Regions from separate parts of the Homo sapiens genome. Here all the other regions are linked to region 3. Evidence: chromatin contacts called from ENCODE Hi-C or POLR2A ChIA-PET data. All regions are on one chromosome and are shown on one strand. The core of a region is the stretch at or near the end of the contact, and the rest is flanking DNA. Distances in the headings are between cores, read along the strand shown. Region 1 overlaps BID (BH3 interacting domain death agonist). Region 2 overlaps MICAL3 (microtubule associated monooxygenase, calponin and LIM domain containing 3). Region 3 holds the start of IL17RA (interleukin 17 receptor A).

The links. Hi-C counts contacts between places; a loop is a spot of excess contacts on that map. ChIA-PET counts read pairs that join two places held with the same protein, here RNA polymerase II (POLR2A). Pooled maps may share reads with other maps.
Region 1: a loop to region 3 is called in a pooled map, with 2.0 times the contacts of the local background. The contact joins the enhancer-like site here to the promoter of IL17RA in region 3. A Hi-C loop is called at or near these places in 5 of 50 pooled maps. POLR2A ChIA-PET finds 5 or more read pairs at or near these places in 3 of 52 experiments (GM12878, H1 and activated naive CD4-positive, alpha-beta T cell).
Region 2: a pooled map shows a loop between it and region 3 (9-fold over the local background). The contact joins the enhancer-like site here to the promoter of IL17RA in region 3. A Hi-C loop is called at or near these places in 1 of 168 maps with a recorded cell type or tissue (CD8-positive, alpha-beta T cell), 1 of 37 single-sample maps with no recorded cell type and 7 of 50 pooled maps.

The regions. Positions count from the first base shown.
Region 1 is chr22:17,732,547-17,735,670 of GRCh38, forward strand. BID (BH3 interacting domain death agonist) reads right to left here. Exons shown (of 6, transcript NM_001196.4): 6 at 1,592-3,045. The coding sequence ends at 3,034. Among named protein-coding and RNA genes, the nearest start is that of MIR3198-1, 30 kb to the right of the region's middle. Within about 2 kb of position 1,830, at least 3 of the 41 ENCODE cell types and tissues checked have a DNase peak (open chromatin) inside an H3K27ac peak, as active enhancers do.
Region 2 is chr22:18,000,486-18,003,648 of GRCh38, forward strand. The region is part of intron 1 of MICAL3 (microtubule associated monooxygenase, calponin and LIM domain containing 3); the gene reads right to left. Among named protein-coding and RNA genes, the nearest start is that of MIR648, 21 kb to the left of the region's middle. RefSeq lists silencers at 251-360, 491-680, 691-1,070 and an enhancer at 1,006-1,702. Within about 2 kb of position 1,251, at least 41 of the 41 ENCODE cell types and tissues checked have a DNase peak (open chromatin) inside an H3K27ac peak, as active enhancers do; they include CD8-positive, alpha-beta T cell, where a contact is called at or near this core.
Region 3 is chr22:17,083,426-17,086,665 of GRCh38, forward strand. It overlaps IL17RA (interleukin 17 receptor A), which reads left to right and starts at 1,575. Exons shown (of 13, transcript NM_014339.7): 1 at 1,575-1,804. The coding sequence starts at 1,667. RefSeq lists an enhancer at 635-804 and silencers at 1,358-1,577, 1,598-1,717, 1,968-2,067, 2,108-2,357.

The sequences.
Region 1 (3,124 bases), core at 580-3,079, 650 kb after region 3:
AGTGTTCTTTGCACCACCAGAAGAAACTGGTTAATGAATGTACTATTTAGAAGAAAAGTTTTGACATTTAAAGATTACTAGTTGTTCCCTTTCCCCAGGAAAAGAAGGTCAAAGTACAGTCTTCCCTGTTGCAGAGTTTGGAATAACTCTGTTTGCCCTGATGCTTTCCAGCAGGAGAACTGTATTATGTAGAGGGGTCCTTGGCCAGCATCAAAGGAAAAAAATTATTTTTTTCCTAGACCTGTATTTTTCCTATTACAGTCTTCCATTTATTTCTTCCTCCAGATTAAAAGTGCCTCTTCCTACCTCATTCCTTAATTAAGGTCAATTTAGTGTTGGCTCAAATGCTTTCATCTCAAAAATACCGGAATTGAATGGTAATTTGGATAATTAAGTTATCGTGCATTTTAAGCAGCATGTGTTTCCTTTTTCCGTGTGAGTTCCATGAGCCTCTGCACTGCCGCTCTGCACTGCTGAACTGATCACTGTGGGTCATTCTGGCTCCTCTTCCTTCCTGTCATCTACCTTTTGGCCAATCTACTCTTCATCAGGGGAAAGGAACAAACTTCAAATCTGTGAGTTATTCTTTCTGTCAGAAGCAACGTGCTAGAGAGAATACATGGGATTTGAAGATAATCAGTGGACTCATCTTTCTATCCACATGGTAACTATGCCCTTGACAGGTGGTATCATTTCACATCATCAATTGTCTTTGTTAAGTCCATACTTAATTGGTTTGACTCCAGGTTTTGAAAACAAGATCGTAACATTCAAAGGACTCTATATTCCAATTCTCAGCTAGCACAACTAATAAAGTTGCTGGACAGTAAAACTAGGCGCCAGTGCTGTGATCCTTTAAGGAAGCCTTGAGTATCGCAGCAGTTAATGCTGGGTCCTAAGAGGAGAGGTCAGGAATGATTTGACCTTCTGAATGCACCAAATGTCCCACGTGACTTTCAGATACACCAAGCATCTTTTCAAGGAGAAAGCTTTTGATGTTTAACAAAAGAATTTCCATCACTTAATTCAAATATTTTTAAAACAGAAAGGAAAACACATTCTCTGAATTAAAGTCACCTTTGAATCATATCCACAAGGATTGTGTTACAGGGCAAAATCCACCAACTGCCAGGATATGCCCGAGTCACCATGGCTGGGAAGTGCTCAAGACTGGAACATTTGTGTTTGAGACAATGGAATCTTTTTATAATGTTGGCTTTGGGAGAAGGGGTGACGGTCTTGCTTTACAACCAAGACTATCTCAGACTTGGTCTGGAAGAATTTACACTAAGACCTGTTATAAAATGGTGGCCTACTGTATGAATTCAAGTGAAACAGAAGCAGGTGAAGATGCTGTGGAAGAGTCAGTGTGTGAGAGAGGTGGTCCAGAGTCACTTGCTGCTTAAGAACACTTTCCCATTAGTTCCGGGTGATGACTGCATACAGCTCCTTTGGGAAGAAAATGCCTCCCCCAGTGAGAATCTGATTATAATGGCTGACGTATGGATGGATGTGTAGGCGCAGTGTGGTTCAACCTGTTTCCATTGTGGTTGGAAAACTTTTTTAAAAGTCCACTCCAAAACATGAAAAGTCGTAGTGTTAGGAAGATTTATTTCCAAACAGTGGCCTCCACACTGCGCGGCAGCACTTCTTTTTAGTATTTGTAAGCTTTTGCCCACTTTCAATTGAGCCAGCCCTAGCGTGGTATGTATTGCATGCTGAACAATATAGAGTTTGTTTTTCCTTTCTGATGATTTTAAACTCTTAAAGAACAGGAAAGCATCTGGTAAGAAGAAATCATGAGTCCGTCAGTGCCCTTACTCATATGCGTCTCCAGTGGCCTCATGTTGTGGTCACAGGAGTTTCCTGTTCACAGCAATGTGTGTGATATGGACCCAGCATCCACTGTCGTGCTTTTAAACTGATTCCTGGGACATAGCTTACCACTGGAACAGCAGACCAGTGTTGCACTGTTTCTAAAGCTAAGCTTTTCCTTATTTATTTTGGTACTACCTAAGTGACTTGGTTTTGACTGTCCCTAAGAGAGGGAACCACTTTGCTGAATTTTTAAAAAGTCCAACTGCTCTTTCATCTTTTATGCTTAGAAACCTGTTCTCTCCAGATGCACTTCTGAGGCATGGATGAGCTGAGCGTATGGCTAGAAATTGGAAGTTTACAGCTATTACCAGGGGGCTAACTCCCGGGGCATCGCAGTAGCTTCTGGCACCCGTGGCTTCATGTCTTTAGCAAAGTCTTGATGTCATGGAAAGAGAAAAAGTGTATGCAGTTAGTTACCTGATTTTGTAAACAAACAGTGGCTGACCTGGGCCCTTAAATCACCTTCACACCTTTTAGAACCACAAGTGGTTCTTTTTGACTCCAACAAAGGAAACGAAGTTGAAAAAGTCAAGCCCCTGTGTACTGGGGCCGGACTTCCCATCATTTGAGTGCAGCACTTTAGTTCAGAATCTCTGTGCCATGTGGTTTTTTAAACAGGAAGATTGTTGGTTCCTTAGTATTAAGATAGATAGTCCCTATTTTGAGTGGAATTTTTCATTTGTAAGGGGTATGTTCCTTCTCTGATTCTTGCTTTCCTCAAACAGGATACTGCCTGCTGTAAGACCATCCTCTATGGTTGTACTTTAATAAACAGTAATTTTTTTTTACCAAAAAAATTGTATTTTGTTTCTACTTCCTTGAAACCTGCTTTCCAATTTAATTTTTAAGTGGGAACCTGCACAGTGGAAATAAAGGCACCGTGTGTAGATTTACAGATGTGCAGATTCATGTGTGGATGATATGAAGGCCATTCAAATACGTGTAAATGGACATTTTCATTCAAGTATATTAATGTAGATATTTTAAAGTGGGTTATAAGTTTAACATTGTCTTTAAAATAGAAGTCACAGCTATCTTCCAGCCTGTCTTCTCTAGGAACGCTGTTGACATGCCAGGGCTCCGTCTACACTGGAAGCAGCTATACAGCTGTGACCACATCGAGCTTTAGCCAGTCACACTTCTGGAACTGTCCGTTCAGTCCATCCCCTAGAGCAAGAAAGGAGAAAAAGCCAGAATCAGCTAGGCTCATTCACAAACCAGGCTCCAGAGCTCTGTGCCACAGTAG
Region 2 (3,163 bases), core at 1-2,500, 920 kb after region 3:
CAGACCCCTTCGTCCCGGCTACCTACTGAGCAAGCGGGGTGGCGGCTCACCAGTGCCGCATGCCAGGCGGAGGGTCTCGCTGCGGCTGGCTTTCTGCTAGGCCAGGCAAGCCCGGTTCCGTGTAGGGCTCCTCAAGATGGTTTCTTAGCTGGGAATTTCCCATGTGCCCCGGAGACCTCCAAAAGCGCGGTCCCCTCGGAAGGCAGCCAGGGAAGGGGCATCACTGAGACTAGAGGCGAAGGCGGCTGCGATCGCCCGGCCGCGCCCACCGCCCCCACAAACGGAAAGGCGCGCCGGGGTCCTCTCGGCCACCTACCTGCCAGGGTCGCAGGAGCCCACGCTTGGCGCACGCTAGCTCCAGGCCGGGGCAGCGGGACGGGGAGGCCCCGAGGGCCAGGCCGCGGAGGCAGGACCCGGCGGAGCCTCGGCCCGGAGCCTGCGGACTCCGGTAAAGACAGAGACCTCCCCCGCCCCAAAAAGCACCCCCCGACCCCGCACCCAGAGCCGGGCTAAGCCCCCACCCTCCGCCTCCCGCCTGAAGCGGGCAGCCTCCCCGCGCTTCCCCGCGCCTGCTGCCCCGGAACTCAGGACCAGCCGGCGCACCTGGCCACGCATCCTCCGGCGGGAGGTGACCACACGGGAACGCGAGGCGGGGGCTTCCTCGCGCCCCGCCGGCCGGACGCAGGGTTATAAGCGCAGCCGGAAGGAGGCGCCCGCGCCGCGGCGGCTCCCGGCTTCGGCACTGCCCGGGCGGGAGGCTCGGCGCGCGTCCGCTCGCGGGGCCACCCGCTCCAGAACCGCCCGCCGGAACCAGCCCGGTGCCCGAGACCCCGAGCTCGGGCGCGAGCAGGATGCGGCTCCCCGGGGACGGTTGGCGCGGGTCGGAGTCCCGAAGCCCCGTTCTTACCTCTGCCTCATACTGCGGTGTCCCTCGGCGCCGGCGTCGCTGTGGCGGGCCAGTGCCGCCCTGTTCCGCAGCCCGAGCGTCCGGCGCGGTAGGTAGCAGCCGGAGAAGCGGCGCAGCCGGGGGATGGGCGGGCACATGGAAGGGCGGGGGTTGTGGCCCTCGGGCCGGACCACGGGACCCCAGCCTCGGGGGCGAGATATCTCAGTACACCTCGAAAACTGGCAAGCGGCCCCCGTCCTCAGGGACTCCATTGCTACTTGCACGCTCAGTCTTGCCAGAATCTCACGGGATATGTGCAAAAGGCAAAGAAATAAGCTGTCGCCACGCCCTTCGTCCTCTCCGTCCCCCTGCAGGATCCATATGGTACATTCCTCAAAGCCCAACGGGAGACGGGAAAGAACTGATTGGTTGGGAATCTTGGAAGGGGCGAGAAGCCACATGAAGTGGCCAATGGAGAAACCCGGTGGGCATATCAAAGCCTGCCCCCGGAGAGAAGAGAGGATGTATTTAAAGGGGACTTGTTGGCCGGGCGCGGTGGCTAACGCCTGTAATCCCAACACTTTGGGGAGCCGAGGCATGCGGATCACTTGAGGTCAAGAGTTCAAGACCAGCCGGGCCAACATGATGAAACCCTGACTCTACTGAAAATACAAAAATTAGCCGGGCGTGGTTGCACGGGCCTGTAGTCCCAGCTACTCTGGAGGCTGAGGCAGGAGAATCACTTGAACCCGGGAGGCGGAAGTTGCAGTGAGCCGAGATGGTGCCACTGCACTACAGCCTGGGCAACAGAGCGAGACTCCATCTAAAGAAAGAAAAAATAATAATAAAGGAGACTTGTTTGTTGCTCTTAGTTGCCGCAAAATGAAACTAGGATTTTCATTCTAGTTGGGAAGCAAAGAGGTTAGGGGGAATTTCAAATTTTTGGAGGAGGGCGCTAAGAGAAAATATAGAGCAGAGGGCGGGCGCGGTGGCACACGCCTGTAATCCCAGCACTTTGGGAGGGAGGCCGAGGCGAGCAGATCACAAGGTCAGGAGCTCGAGGCCGGCCTTACCAACATGGTGAAACCCCGTCTCTACTAAAAATACAAAAAATAGCCAGGCATGGTGGCGCGCGTCTGTAATCTCAGCTACTTAGGAGGCTGAGGCAGGAGAATCGCTTGAACCCAGGAGGCGGAGGTTGAACTGAGCCCAGATCGTGCCATTGCACTCCAGCCTGGACAACAGAGTGAGCCTCTGTCTAAAAAAAAGAAAACGAAAATATAGAGCGAATTGAACCAAATATATCTTGTATGACCTTGAGCAGGTAAGTACAACCCTCGGCCTCAGTTTCATCATCTGGTCCAATGAGGATACTGGAATGCACTTGGTGTCTGATGGCCTTCACACACTTCATGTGTGATCCTATCATCCTTTGCACAGGAATAGCAATACCTGCAAATATTCTTCAACTTTGAGCATTATCCACTATCTTAAAGAACTTTAGGCTGGGCGCGGTGGCTCACGCCTATAATCCCAGCACTTTGGGAGGCCAAGGCAGGCAGATCACGAGGTCAGGAGATCCAGACCATCCTGGATAACACGGTGAAACCCCATCTCTACTAAAGATACAAAAACAAAATTAGCTGGGCGTGGTGGTGGGCGCCTGTAGTCCCAGCTACTCAGGAGGCTGAGGCAGGATAATGGTGTGAACTCGGGAGGCGGAGCTTTCAGTGAGCCAAGATTGCACCACTGCACTCCAGCCTGGGCAACAGAGCAAGACTCCATCTCAAAAAAAAAAAAAAAAGAACTTTAGTTGAAAGTCGATAGACTTTCTGACACCTACTTTCAGCGACAGTATCAACCCCACCTTTGGTAAAGATGAATCCTGTCTTCTTTCTGGGTCCCTCATCTCTTAGAGAAGAATATTCTTCTTATGTGTGGGGCCCTCCACCTCCAAGTAGTTCATAATTTCTACTTCTCCAGGAAGCACCCCTTTCTCTTCCTTCTCCCTTCCTTCTCATAATCAGACAAAACTTCGATTAATAATTCATTCACCCAATGAGCTGTCCACAATTCCTGCCTTCAGCAACAAACCCCACTGCTCACCCCTCCCTAGAGCTGCGAAAGTGCTCGTCCCTAACTCAATCTGTGACAACCATTCAACCACACATGGCCAATTGTGCTTTCATCCACACTACAAGCCAAATTTCAGACTTTCTAACCACTCCTTGGGGTCTGCTCTGTTTTAGAGCTTTACACCAGCCTGCTAGGCTTACA
Region 3 (3,240 bases), core at 325-2,824:
TCATATTCTATTGTTAGAACCAAGCCTCTGGGTCCATCCCACACTCCGCGAGGAGGATTCAGAAGGTCGTGACTCCCAGGGGGTGGGATCCTAGAACACATCTTAGAAGCTGCCTACGACAACCGCTGATTTTTAAGTAACAGTTACATCCTCTACATCTATTTAGACTTAGGATGGAGAATTTTAGATGTCATCTTTAAAATGCATGAGAGGATGCAGTTTTCCAAAATTCTTTTAGAAACAGACAATTTGAAGGCCACTGAGCTTCAGGCTTCATTCAGCTGGGTCGTGTCTGCGGGCGGGGCTCATAGAGATGTCGCTGGGGGTCAGCGGGTGCTTCGGGCAGCGAAAAAACCCACCTCTCGAGGGCAGTGGAAAATACAGGGAAAAGCCACTTGAGTGTAGACTCCGTGCGTGTCAAGGCCAGGCAGAGGCGCACTTGATAGGCAAGGAAAAGCGGACGGTGGTGGTCTTGGGAGGAAGAGAGGAGAGGCGAATGGGCAGGAGCGTGTGGATGCACTAGGGCAGGACGGGCTCGAAGCAGGAACCTAGGATAGAGGCAGCGCGGGCCGGCTTGGGAGGGTCCTCCAGGGTCCGGAGAGGAGAGGACGCAGGCTGCACGCGTGCTAAGAAGGAGACTCATGAAATGTGTAATTCGCTGGCGACAGCTTCCGCGGCCGTGGAGTGAGCCTCTGGGAAGTAACGACTCTCTTAGGTGCGGCTGGGACACAGTCTCACAGACCAGGTAAGTTGCCTGCCCTCCAGGAACTCAAGTGTCCCCGAGTCCGAGCCAGGAGGCTGGAAGTGACTGCTGTCCCATCCTCCCTGGAGCCCGGAGCTGTCCTTGTCTTGAGAAAGAGAAAGCAAAGCCAAGGAAAGCAGAGCGAGCAGAACCAGGCAAAGGGGTGGGGACAATAAAATGGGATATGGCCCGCGCTTCCATCTACTCAGGAGGCAGAGGCAGGAGGATCGCTTGAGCCCGGGAGGCCGAAGCTGCAGTGAGCTGCGGTTGCACCACTGCACTCCAGCCTGGGAGACAGAGGGAGACCCTGTCTAAAAATAAAGTAAAATAAAAAACAAAAATAAAAGGGACAGAGACTAAGAAAACGGACTTCCTGAAATCCCAAGTTGGGATTTCACGTCCAGTGACCCACAAGAGAAGCAAGAAGTCTGAACAGGGCCAAGAATCAAGTGAGTGGGGGCGGAGGATTAAAATCGACAGTTGCTGCGGCACGGCCAGGGTGGAGGGTGCATGTGGGGCAGGCGAGGCTCCAGCTGGAGTTGACGCTAGCCCGACGCGGGTGCAACTGGAGGCGCGACGGGCCAGGCCCAGGAGCAGCGGGAGGAGCGCACCTGGGGCGCGCGGGCGGAGGAGGGCCGGGGAGGGACGCCGGAAGGACTGGGTAGGGACGCCCGGAGGACTGAGCGTAGGGCCGAGAGGAGGGGCGCAAGGAGGAACGGGGGGAGGGCCCTGTCTCACCCTAAACCCCTCCCCGTCCCAGACTAAACTCCTCCCCTCGGCCCGGCCCGCCCCTGGGCCCGGGCTGGAAGCCGGAAGCGAGCAAAGTGGAGCCGACTCGAACTCCACCGCGGAAAAGAAAGCCTCAGAACGTTCGTTCGCTGCGTCCCCAGCCGGGGCCGAGCCCTCCGCGACGCCAGCCGGGCCATGGGGGCCGCACGCAGCCCGCCGTCCGCTGTCCCGGGGCCCCTGCTGGGGCTGCTCCTGCTGCTCCTGGGCGTGCTGGCCCCGGGTGGCGCCTCCCTGCGACTCCTGGACCACCGGGCGCTGGTCTGCTCCCAGCCGGTGAGACTCGACGTGGGGAGCGGTAGCCGCCAGGATGCTGCGGACGCGGGGCAAGGTCGCGGAGGGCCGGACGGTCGGGACTACGCGCCCGGGCTGGGGAGGCAGGAAGTCCGCGCCGCGGGCTTAGAGGGGCTCAGAGCCTTGGGCACAGATATCGCGGCGCCTGGGGAGGACCCTCGGAGCGGTGGGAGTTGCGGTGTGGAATACGGGGGGGGTGGGTGGCACATCGCGCGGCGCGTGTTGCACAACCTGGCCCGCCGTCGTGACTGGAGGCGGGAGTGACACCTCCGCCCGGGCCGCGGAGTTCGGGGAAGGAGGGCGCGGCGCTGGGCCAGGCCGGAGGGGCGGCCAGGGCTGATAGAAAGGGGCTGTGGAGAAGGGGCCCGGGGAGGAGCCAGGACGGGTCTGGACCCAGCTCCACGCCTTGCGCCCCTCACGTACCCCGGCGGGGCACGGTCGGCCCTCGGGAGGCCCATCGCGCCCTCGGGAGCTTCCCTCAAGCCGTGCCCTTCATGCCGCCGACGGAGCCGGGCGAGCCCACGTCGTCCGTGCGGAAGGTGGAGTCCCTCACCCGCGGCCCCCAGAGGGACCCCGCTGTCGTAGAGCCACGCGGGGGCCGGAGCGCTGAGACGCGGCACCATGTTTCGGGGAGAGCTCTGCCGAGGGCGGCTGAGGGCCACCTCCCCAGAGGCGCGAAGCCCTGAGGATGGGCAGATGGTTCTTAAGACGGCGCCCTTCCCGCCACTCCCACCCCCGACTACCACCACCTGGGTCTGGGAACCCGGTGAGAGCGCAGTCGGAGGGTCGAACGTTTGTAGCTGTCAAGTCGTAGCCCCGCTGCGCCCACAGGAAGTGACCCACCCGCCTGCCGGGTAGTGGCCTTTCTGTGAGCCAGGACCATCTTAAGGAAAAAAACAAAAAAAGAGCAAAACGCCGTGCCCCTCCACAATATACTCTCCTCTTCCCCGCATCCCCGAGGGGATCTTTCCTCCCCTCCACCTCCACCTCCACCTCCACCGCTGACCCCAAGGAATAATGCTCAGTATCTGAGTCAGAGGATGTAAAACAAAGGGATATTTCTCCTTATGTAGTTTTATGGAGGATTTACCGAAAGAAGGTGGAGGGTGAGTGACTATGTCGCAGAAAAAAAAAAAAAGATGTTTTTATCGTGAATGATGTTGAGAAATGTCCTGTGACTTCCACTATTGGGCAAAGCAGGTCCCTCTGCCCTGCTAGTCCCTCCTGCAGGCTGTGTATGAAGCGTTCTGATATGGAGGGTTGGTGCGCCTGGGTTGACAGCCATTGGTCAGGTGCCTGCAGAGTACAGGGCGCCATACTGGGAACTGGAACTATAAATAAATACTCTGGGGACCCTAATATCCAGAGACCTAACCCATCTACGGGAGGAACAAGGCTTGAAGTTAGGGAACTGTCTA